Linked DNA regions of Homo sapiens: region 1 is linked to region 2. A link is a loop called in an ENCODE intact Hi-C map of the cell type or tissue named here. Cell type or tissue: MCF 10A. All regions are shown on one strand. Links, peaks and the distances in the headings refer to the core of each region. The heading gives the core; the rest is flanking DNA.

Region 1 (5,390 bases), core at 189-5,188, 260 kb after region 2:
TTGCACAAGTCACTTTCCTTCAGTGGATTATCTAGAACTCCTACCTTAATTCAAAGAATGTGATTATAACTATGCAAGAAGATTATAAATACAATCCTTTTACTTTGTTTCAGCTGAAGTTTCTAGACAATACTGAGCTGAATAGTTTTTTTTTTTCTTTAGCAGCCTAGGAAAGAGATTTTGAGGCAGAGAGAAGGCTTGCTGAATGGGAAAAAAAATTTTTTTGAATAGAGAACTCTTGCTGTGGCCTGAATCCCATTTCTTCACCCCACCCCAACTATAAGAGGTTGCGGTGGACAGGTCCCTGCCTTTCACTTCATATAGAGGAGGGCTTCAAATGGATCAAGAGGAGAGTTTGAAATATGTCTCCTAGGACTTTATCTAGGACCAGAACTGAGGCCACACAGATAAGAAGGGAGAAGTAATCTTGCATAGGAATTCAGCACATGCTCCAAGATTTTATTGCAGAAAAAATGTGTGAGTATATGATACCCCAAATGAATTCACTTATGAAGCATAACCATAAAAGAGTCATCTTTGATTTTATCATTGGAAACCACCTGAATGGGGGAGACTATCTCAGGCCAAATAATTGATCAAATTTCCAGATACTAAAGGATAAGCAAGGAGTTGCAAATGACCAATCAGGGAAGTTATTGCATCCAGCATGAGGAAACTGCAGGCCAGATATCCTCAGAGTTAGCTAATTTCCAAAGAACTCATGAAAACTTTTTAGGAATAGAATTGTTTCATCTCAATTATGTTATTCTGTTTATGTAAGCATGGTCCTTGTAGTACCCTACAGTGAAGAGGAATTTATCTGTCTCATATGCAGTATTTTTAATACCACTTTTATTTCTGTATTTAGATTGCACAAAATATTTCTACTCAAGAATGTAATAATGTGCTGCTGATTTGCTAATGAGTAATTTACTTAGAGGACTTTCACATCCAGAAATTAGTAATGCTGAAACAGTAGAAGTGTAAGTGAAGTAAGTACCTTCCATTCCTTTCCCATTTTCTTTCTTGTGTCCTTTCTCTTAAATACATCAACTTTAAGAAGTCAAACCCTGAATTTACAAAATAGGGAAAGGAGCAGTCAACATCAGATGAGGCAACAGAGAATTATTCCACCATATCTTTCTCCTTTTAAACTTATTCTATTGGTTGATATTCCATTCTTTTCTTTATATACGTATAGTCGTTGTAGCACAAACTTTGAGTAAAGAGAAGTCTCTCTAATTGGTTATTATCTTATGATCTGTTTTCTCTCGATTTGAGTTTTACAAAATTCTATACACAAGCAGATGTAACAATGCTAATATTCCTAATGATGAATTTGCCTTTACTTTTTTTTTTGAGAGAAGGAGTTTCGCTCTTGTTGTACAGGCTGGAGTGCAATGGCATGATCTCAGCTCACTGCGACCTCCTGGGTTCAAGCAATTCTTCTGCCTCAGTTTCCCAAGTAGCTAGGATTACAGAAGCCCACCACCACACCTGGCTAATTTTAAAATATTTTTAGTAGAGATGGTGTTTCACCGTGTTGGCCAGGCTGGTCTTGAACTCCTGACCTCAGGTGATCTGCCCACCTCGGCCTCCCAAAGTGCTGGGATTACAAGTGTGAGCCACCACACTTGGCCTTGCCATTATGTTTTTTATAGGTTTATTAAGGTATAATCAATATAAAAACCTGCACATATTTAATGTATACAATTTGATGCATTTGTTCACACACATACACCCACAATACCATCACCACAATCTAGGTAAAACTATTACCACAAAATTTTCTTTGTAACCCTTTGCTCTGTTGTGTGTAGGTATGTGCAGTAAGAACACTTGACATGAGATCTATTCTCTTAACAAATTTAAGTGGACAACAAAGTATTAACTATAGGACTAAACTTTAGGTATAAATAACAAATTGTGTTTTTAAAAAATGTGAAAATATTGCTCTTGAAATATGTTTTCTGAATGAGTATTTACTTTTAGAAGTAGTTTAAAGCAAAGAGATTTAGGCCATATCCTACAACTTATTAAAGTATTAAAATATATGAGTAGAATAAAGATTACTAGGTACAAAAGCTATATATCATCTTGTCATTTTTTTTCAGTAAATAATAACATGTTCTTATTCATTCAGACTGAAGCCGTGTAAACACATGTTTCTACACACAAAAGGAAACCCTGAATTGTTGAATTGTTCTGGTATAAACTGGCTCAAACAGACACTTGAGGGTTTAAGAGGGAATGCCATGACCAACAAATCCAGACGCTCTATGAGCTCCACTAAATCCAACAGAAACATTGAGCTTTATACTTTTACCCTTGAGACAGTTTGAATTGAATAGCTATTTGCAGAGTTATGTGAGGGTGAGACAAAAATGAATGTACCATGTAAAATAGTGTTTCAAATAACATATTGGTTTGAAGATATTTGTTCCAATTTTTATAAGGTTTTATTTCTTTCCAACAAGTTGGTTCAGCTTGTTAAAAAGAATATTGCCTTTTAACTCTCTTCTCCTTGAGAACAACATAAACATAGTTAACCTATATGGTCACATTCTTCTGAGACTAGTAGTGAATAAAAGAGGACATTGTGTGGACAGTCAGCAATTCTTTTCCTGCTTAGTACCCCGTAAACTGTGTAATTATCTGAGGTGTTGCTATAAATCCAGTATTTACAACATGCATTCCTTAGACGGTGAAGTAATTGCACGTGTCATAGGTGAAAAAATGTTTCATTTTTTTTCTCTGAGACACTTTAAAAAAATTATTGAATGTATGCTTTGGAAGAAATGTGAGTGTAAATATTATGCAATCCAATGTATGACATTCTGGCAATACTACTTTAAACAATACATCTAACAATAGTAGCAACAGTTTGTCTTATTTCTACTGAACATAATATGACTAATGACATTACTGCTATGTTTTGGGGTTTCTTATGCTTTCAGGATAGATTATTTTAGATATTCTCACACGACCTTGCTATTCCTGGTCTCTCATGAAAAATTAAAACATTTTTATGTTTTATGTTTTATGACTTAAAACCATTCTTACCTCTTTCATTTCGTCTTGGTGCACAAGTTCAGGGTTACATAAAATTTGTTTCATTAGGAAATTGTAGAGCAGATTGAGGTTACCAATAAAATGTCTTAGAAAGTTATTGCCAAGGAACTGAATTCATTTTGTTGGTTGCTCTCTGTTTTTATAGTCTTTGCTTTTGTTCCTCGACACAAACATACACACACACACACGCACAAACACACACTTACTTATAATTCCTGAGCAATTTATAAACCAAGCCACCTTTAAGCCTCAGAAGCAAATCAGATCCATGAGGCTGTGTGCCAAGGCAACTGTGCGTCAGAATGTAACACAACATGGAGCTTCATAGTTGACCGTGGTCAAAGAACTTTAACTCCCAAAGCTCTCAGCCTTTGTTTTGCCTCAGTGTTTATCCATGTATTCATTTACAAAACTTTTTATTAAGAGCCAATGTGAACAAGAAGGAAATTCTTTCTTTCTTTTATTATTATTTTTTTTTGAGACAGTGTCTTGCTCTATCACCCAGGCTGGAGTGCGGTGGCTCGATCTCTGCTCACTGCAACTTTCACCTCCTGGGTTGAAACAATTCCCCTGCCTCAGCCTCCTGAGTAACTGGGATTACAGGCATGCACCACCATGCCCGGCTAATTTTTTGTATTTTTAGTAGAGAAGCAGTTTCACCATATTGGTCAGGCTGGTCTTGAACTCCTGGCCTCAAGTGATCTGCCAGCCTCGGCCTGCCAAAGTGCTGGGATTATAGGTGTGAGCCACTGAGCCCGGCCTACAATGGAAATAATTTCTGCCCTTGTGAGATTTACAGTCTAGTAGGGGAGACATTAAACATGAAAACCAAAACATATATATCCATAACAAAATATATGCATGTTATGAGTTTGACTGTAATGGCTTAATCAACTAGGGATTTGTTTTCTCATATTAAAAAAGTTTTGTTGTGACAGATTCTAATTTCCAAAGATGGATATACCAATATATTCTATCTTAAATGTTCTTTCCATAATTGAGAGGTAGAGCTTATGCTGTTTCCTCTTGAATAAGGTGGGGTTCAACTATTACAAAAGTAACACTATGTAACTTCCATGTCTAAATTATAAAGGAAAGAAAGCTTTTGTCTGATCCTTTTAGGAGGCTTGATCTTAGAAAACAGCTGTCCTTCGGTACAGAATCCAAGCAGCCACATGGATTGGCCATGTGTAGGATTTCCAGCCCCAACCCCAGAACAAGCTGAAGACTCAGCCAATAGTTACCATCAACCTCTATTATTTTCCCGAATGAGTTTTCAAGTGATTCTAACACTGTTTTCAAATTTCCCTGACTGACACTGAGTGAAGCAGAAATGAACTCTCTCTGATGAACCCTGGCCAAACTGCAGATTTGTGAGTAAAATTAATGTTGTCATTCAAGTCACTAAGTTTTGGGTTTGTTTGAGCAGACTTTGATATCTGTAAGTGGGATTCTGGCAAATATATATATTTAACATATATAAAAAACATTTAATTTTATGTGTTTTATATAAAACATTTAATTTTATGTATTTGTGTGTATGGCTTTGCAAACAAGTGGCAAGCGGACAAAAGGAAGCTTGACAAATCTTGAAAGAAGAGGTAATAAAAGCCAAAAAGTAAGAGATTATTAATGAAGCCCGATGGCTCTCAAAAAAACTATCAATGAGAGATTTGAGAAAAGTAGATACTGGTGGCCGGAGGAAAGGGTACACTTGTTATGTGGTATTAGAAAGTTTAGAAACTTTGTCACTTGTAGTAACATGAAAAATAGGATATCTGTTTAATGATCTAGACCACCACTTATCTCAGATGTTTCCCAGGGAAGTTTTGAAGATGCTGCTTGCTTCTTCCTGTCTATAGTAAAATAAGAAAGGAACAAGTTATGCTAAACAGATTGTTAGGTACACATGAACTAGTATTTACTGAATTAAAAAAAATACTTTCTCATTTCCTGCTTATTTAGATATAGAAAAAGAGATGCTAAAATTAAGAAATGACTTCTGAGCAAATATCAAATCCAGGGTGATGTCCATGGTATAGAGAACCAGAACAACAGTAACAATCCAGAGTGTTTCCTCTTTCTGCTTTGCCGTCTTAAGCATGTGGATTTTCTGCTCATATTCACATAATGGCTGTTCCATCTGCACATATTGCATCTTATTCCACATAGGAGGGAGGATGCAGCCAAAGGGCTAAGGTTGCATAAGTTACCAGGATCTCTCTGTTTCAATTTCAAAATTACTAAATAGTGGTTAATAATGGTAACTATCTCATGAGTCATTTGTAAGAATTACATTTGTTTATAAGTATAAAGCA
Region 2 (5,390 bases), core at 175-5,174:
ATAACTTGTGGGGTGTATGTTATGCAGGATTATCATAGCAATAATTAACTGGTACACTGAGCCTCCAGAATCAGTCATCTCTTTTGGAGCCATGGGAGTGAGGGCAGCAACAAACCCTTCAGGCTACCTTCCTCTTGGTTGCTTTATTTATCTGTCTCTCTATTCTCTCTACATTAACATAGACACTTCCCTAATCAGTCTACAGATTCCCTTTCTTCAGCTTTGGTTTAAAAAATATTCACTTGAAAAAATAGTGGAGAAAATACATAGTCCATTTTAAGGTAAACAATAAAAAAAACTTTATATTGTCTCCATGTACAATCTCTTACAACTGAACTAATCTGTAATTTAAATCCAGTTTACGATTATTCAAATATGTAGCCACTAAAACAAAACAAAACAAAAGAGACTTACAACTCGCTGTCACATTAGCAATTATACCACTTGGCATGATACATATTCGGATGGGTTAAGAGTGACTAAATTGCACCCTTTTTTGTGTGTGTGTGTGTGTGTGTGAGACACAGTCTTGCTCTGTTGCCCAGGCTGGAGTGCAGTGATGCGATCTCAGCTCACTGCAACCTCCACCTCCCGGGTTTAAGCGATTTTCCTGCCTCAGCCTCCTGAGTAGCCAGGATTACAGGCATGTGCCACCATGCCCGGCTAATTTTTGTATTTTTAGTAGAGATGGGGTTTCACCATATTGGTCAGTCTGTTCTCGAACTCCTGACCTTGTGATCTGCCCTCCCTGGCCTCCCAAAGTGCTGGGATTACAGGTGTGAGCCACTGCATCCAGCCTAAATTGCACTCTTGGATGAATCTAGAGGTATCTTTGGAACTAGGCAGAAGCAGGTTACTCTAGCCAGGCACCAACTAACCTTGTAAGCTTGGGAAGGCTAAGTAACTTTTCCAAACATCTTTTTTTGCCAAAACGTAGATAATATCTATTTTCTCAGTTTACTATGAGTACTAAATGAGAAAGATGTATTTGAGATCATTTGACAAGTTATAGGAATCAGTAAATGGCAGCTGAAATGGAATCAGTAAATTCCAACCAGATGTGTATCCTGTAGTGTCTCTACCCTTATTATTATCCCCTTATGTTTGTTTAAAAAAGTTACATTGTATTTTATTTAGTAGTACTAGTACTAAAAAGCACAATTTACCATAAATTTTAAAGAATTTATGATGATGTCAGATGGAACTGTGTGAAACTAAGGTGAAGAAGCCTAAGGCACACATAATCCCCCCAACTCCTTCTACAGGTCCATGCTCAAGGGATAAACCCATTACATTTTACTTTGATTTTGGATTCAACTGAACCTGAAAATTCAAAACAACACTCACAGAAGCCTGCCAAGTTTATTCTTCAAAATTTTGATTGAGGATCTTATATTTTTCATCTAAAATAGAGCCTGGCTGAGAACCTGATGCTCCTTTTCTTGGCCATCATCTCTTGAAAAGCTCATGATCTTCAATTGGCCTTTGGACCCAAAGACATACTTTTATTTTCCCATGAAAATCCAAATTGGTAACATTATCTTGGATACCCACTGTAGGCAAATAAATTGTGCTAACTTGATTGTATTAAAAAATAAATATTAGAGTATTTAAAAATATATTAGGATAATATTGCTTGTTCTGATAGTTTAAAGATATTTTAAAATCTATGTTTCTTTCTTTCTCTTAGAGTTTTTCCCAATAAGCTGCTAAAAACATGAATAACTGTATTTCAACAATTTTCTCTTCTATATAATCCCCTGTTAGATGTTTTCAGCTACTAAAGACATTTTCAAAGATTAACCTTTGGAAAATGTCTTTTTAGACAGGAATAAACAAAAGGAAATGAAAACTATGTGAAATTTGCCAGAGAAACTTCTTCTAATGTACACTAATGAGTATGCAGGTCATATGGAAAATTAAACACCAAAATCTAAGTTTTCAGGGCAAGAGAATTTGTGCATACAAATCCTATTACCCGTTAATGGGATTTGTGTGGATCCCCAGTGACCTATTTAGAAAATTTACCCCCTGCTGTTCAAGATGAATATATCATGTGAACTAAACCTGAAAACAGAGTCCTACTGTTGGCTTCATCCCCAATCTGTCAAGCAAGCCCTCTATGATTTCCACAGGATTCTGGCAACAATTTCAGTATTTATATCTGACTGACAGTGCAAAATGACATCTGTATTTTCTCATTGAAGTTATCTGAAATTTGTTTCAAATATATTTTTTCAGTCTTCTTCCTTCCCTCCTCCTCTTCCTCCTTTTTTTCTTTTTCCTCTCCCTCTCCTTCTCTTTCTCTTCCTTCTCTTTTTCCTCCCGTTTGCCTTCCTCCTTTTCTTGTTTTTGAATATTGAAAGGAAACAAAGTAAGCATTAATATTCTGTTCCCCTGGATTTTGTTAAAGAGATGGAGGTTTATGTTACAACTGAAGAAGATATAGCGGATGTGGGTTCAGAATCCTCTCTGTGATATATACACACAAAATTCAGAGAATTCTTTGTAAGTCAGGCGTATCAGACATTGAGAAACCAAATCTCTGAGGCAACAAAAAATGTAATGTTTGCTGTGAGTGACTCTGCCTTCCTTCTTGAGCAACACTCATTTTCCCAACACCTATTCTCTCTGGGACAAAGTACTCTCATCTGTCCTCTCTCTGGACACAGAATCACACTCCAGATGGCATTGCTCCATCCTTCAAAATGGCATGTTTCTGCTTGCCAGCCAACGAAAACATCCATTTACTTAAAGTATAAATTTCAGCTTCTTTTTTGGAACATACAATCTGAACCAAACAAAACAAAATCGAACTAATACATGATTGAATTATCTCTCTTTAAATATCTGAATTCTAGATATTTTTATAACTAAAGAATTAAACTGCTTGATAATGGTGAAATACCAGATAATATCACAATAAATGTGGGGTAAGGAAAGACTTTGGGCAAGGAATTTTTGATATCACTCAGATCACTCAGATTGTTAAATTGAGATCTTTCTAACTTTTTGAAGTGGGCATTTCATGCCGTAAATTTCACTCTTAGCATTGCCTTAGCTGTGTCCCAGAGATTCTAGCATGTTGTATCTCTGTCCTCATTAGTTGCAAAGAACTTCTTTATTTCGACTTTAATTTTATTATTTACCCAAAAGTCATGCAGGAGGTGGGGAGAGGTGGCCCACTCCTGTAATCCCAGCACTTTGGGAGGCTGAGGCAGGTGGATCACTTGAGTCCAGTAGTTCGAGACCAGCCTGGACAACATAGTGAAACCCTGTCTCTGCTAAAACTATAAAAATTAGCTGGGCACAGTGGTACATACCTGTCATCACAGCTACTTGGGAGGCTGAGGCAGGAGAATTGCTTGAATCTGGAGGTGGAGGTTGCAGTGAGCCGAGATCGTGCCACTGCATTCCAACCTGGGTGACAGAGGGAGATTCTGTCTCAGAGGGGGGAGAAAGTCATTCATATGCAGGTTAATTTAATTTTCATGAAATCTTATGGTTTTGATCAATTTTCTTAGGCTTAATTTCTAATTTTATTGTGTGATGTTCCAAAAGAGTGGTTCTTATAACATCGGTTCTTTTGCATTTGCTGACGATTATTTTATGTCCAATTATTTGGTCAATTTTAGCATATGTGCCATGTGGTAATGAGAAGAATGTATATTCTGTCGTTTTGGGGTGAAAAGTTCTGTAGAGACCTATCAGGTCCATTTGATCCAGTTCTGAGTTCAGGTCCTTAATATCTTTGTTAATTTTCTGCCTCAATGATCTAGTACTTTCAGTGGGGTGTTAAATGAAGTCTCCCACTATTATTGTGTGGTTATGTAAGTCTCTTCCTATGTTTCTAAGGCCTTGCTTTATGAATCTGGGTGCTCTTGTTTTGGAGATATATATATATATATATATATATATATATATATATATATATATATAGTTAGTTAGTTAGTTAGTTCTTGTTAAATCGAGTCCTTTACCATTATGTAATATCCTTCTTTGTCTTTTTTATCTTTGTTGGTTTAATGTCTGTTTTGTCTGAAATTAGAATAGCAGTGTATTAGTCAGGGTTCTCCAGAGTGACATAACTAGTAGGATATATGTATATGTGAAAGGCAGTTTATTAAGGAGAATGGACTCACACAATCACAAGGTGAAGTCCCACAATAGGCTGTCTGCAAGCTGAGGAGCAAGGAAGCCAGTAGTGGCTCAGTCTGAGTCCCAAAGCTTCAAAAGTAGGGAAGGTGTCAGTGCAGCCTTCAGTCTGTGGCTGAAGGCACGAAAGCCCATGGCAAACCACTGCTGTAAGTCCAAGGGTCCAAAGGCTGAAGAACCTGGAGCCTGATGTTCAAGGGCAGGAAGTATCCAGCATGGGAGAAAGATGAAAACTGGAAGACCCAGCAAACTAGCTTATTCCCACCTTCTTCCACCTGCTTTTTCTAGTTGTGCTGGCAACTGATTAGATGGTGCCCACCCACACTGAGGATGGATCTTCCTCTCCCAGTCCACTGACTTAAATGTTAATCTCTTCTGGCAACATCCTCACAGACGCACCCAGAAACAATACTTTGCATCCTTCAATACAATCAAGTTGACACTTAATATTAACCATCACAGCAGCCTCTGCTTTTTTCTGTTTTCCATTTGCTTGGTACATTATTCTTCATCCCTTTACTTATGGGTGTCATTGCATGTAAGATGGGTCTTTTGAAGAAAGTATGCTGTTGGGTGTTGCTTCTTTATCCAATTTGCCACTCTGTGCCTTTTAATTAAGGCATTTTGCCTGTTTAGTCTCAAGTTAGTATTGATATATGTGGATTTGTTCCTGTCATCATGTCGTTAGCAGGTTATATGCAGACTTGTTTGTGTGATTGCTTTATAATGTCACTGGTCTGTGTGCTTAAGTGTGTTTTTCTAGTGGCCAGTAATGGTCTTTCTTTTCCATGTTTAGCACTCCTTTCAGGATCTCTTGTAAGGCAGGTTGGGTGTTAACAATATCCATTAGAATTTGCTTGTCTGAGAAGAATCTTATTTTTCCTTCACTTAGTTGGGCTGGATATGAAATTATTGGTTGAAAATTCTTTTCTTTCTTTTATTTTCATTGATGTCCTTGGAGGTTTGATTATGATGTAGCGTGGGTTCAGTCAACTAGCTTCACTTCTAGTAGATTTTTGGAGGGCCAAGGCTCAGCATAGCCTCCCTGGGCTGTGTGTTTTAACTCTGGGGGGCTGGTATGGGGCCCCCGGCTTTATTCTCTGGCCCCTCAAGTTTGGAAACCTACTGGACTGGAGGGGCCAAGGTGTTCCTGGACCTCTGGCCACAGCATTTCAAAGGGTGGTGCCAGTCAAACTGCTTTATTGGGCAGTGGCAGCAGGATCTATGCTCATTGG

The links. Peaks named below come from ENCODE experiments on the same cell type or tissue, not always from the same donor. Only the 100,000 strongest peaks of a DNase experiment are listed, where the experiment ranks them.
Region 1: a loop joins it to region 2, with 4 times the contacts of the local background. A loop is called at or near these places in 1 of 110 quality-filtered maps.

The regions. Positions count from the first base shown.
Region 1 is chr4:137,367,756-137,373,145 of GRCh38, reverse strand. No RefSeq gene overlaps it. Among named protein-coding and RNA genes, the nearest start is that of LINC02511, 160 kb to the right of the region's middle. In MCF 10A, for the core only: no CTCF peak of the experiment used is centred there; a DNase peak (open chromatin) is centred at 2,735.
Region 2 is chr4:137,632,484-137,637,873 of GRCh38, reverse strand. No RefSeq gene overlaps it. Among named protein-coding and RNA genes, the nearest start is that of LINC02172, 89 kb to the right of the region's middle. In MCF 10A, for the core only: no CTCF peak of the experiment used is centred there; a DNase peak (open chromatin) is centred at 2,623.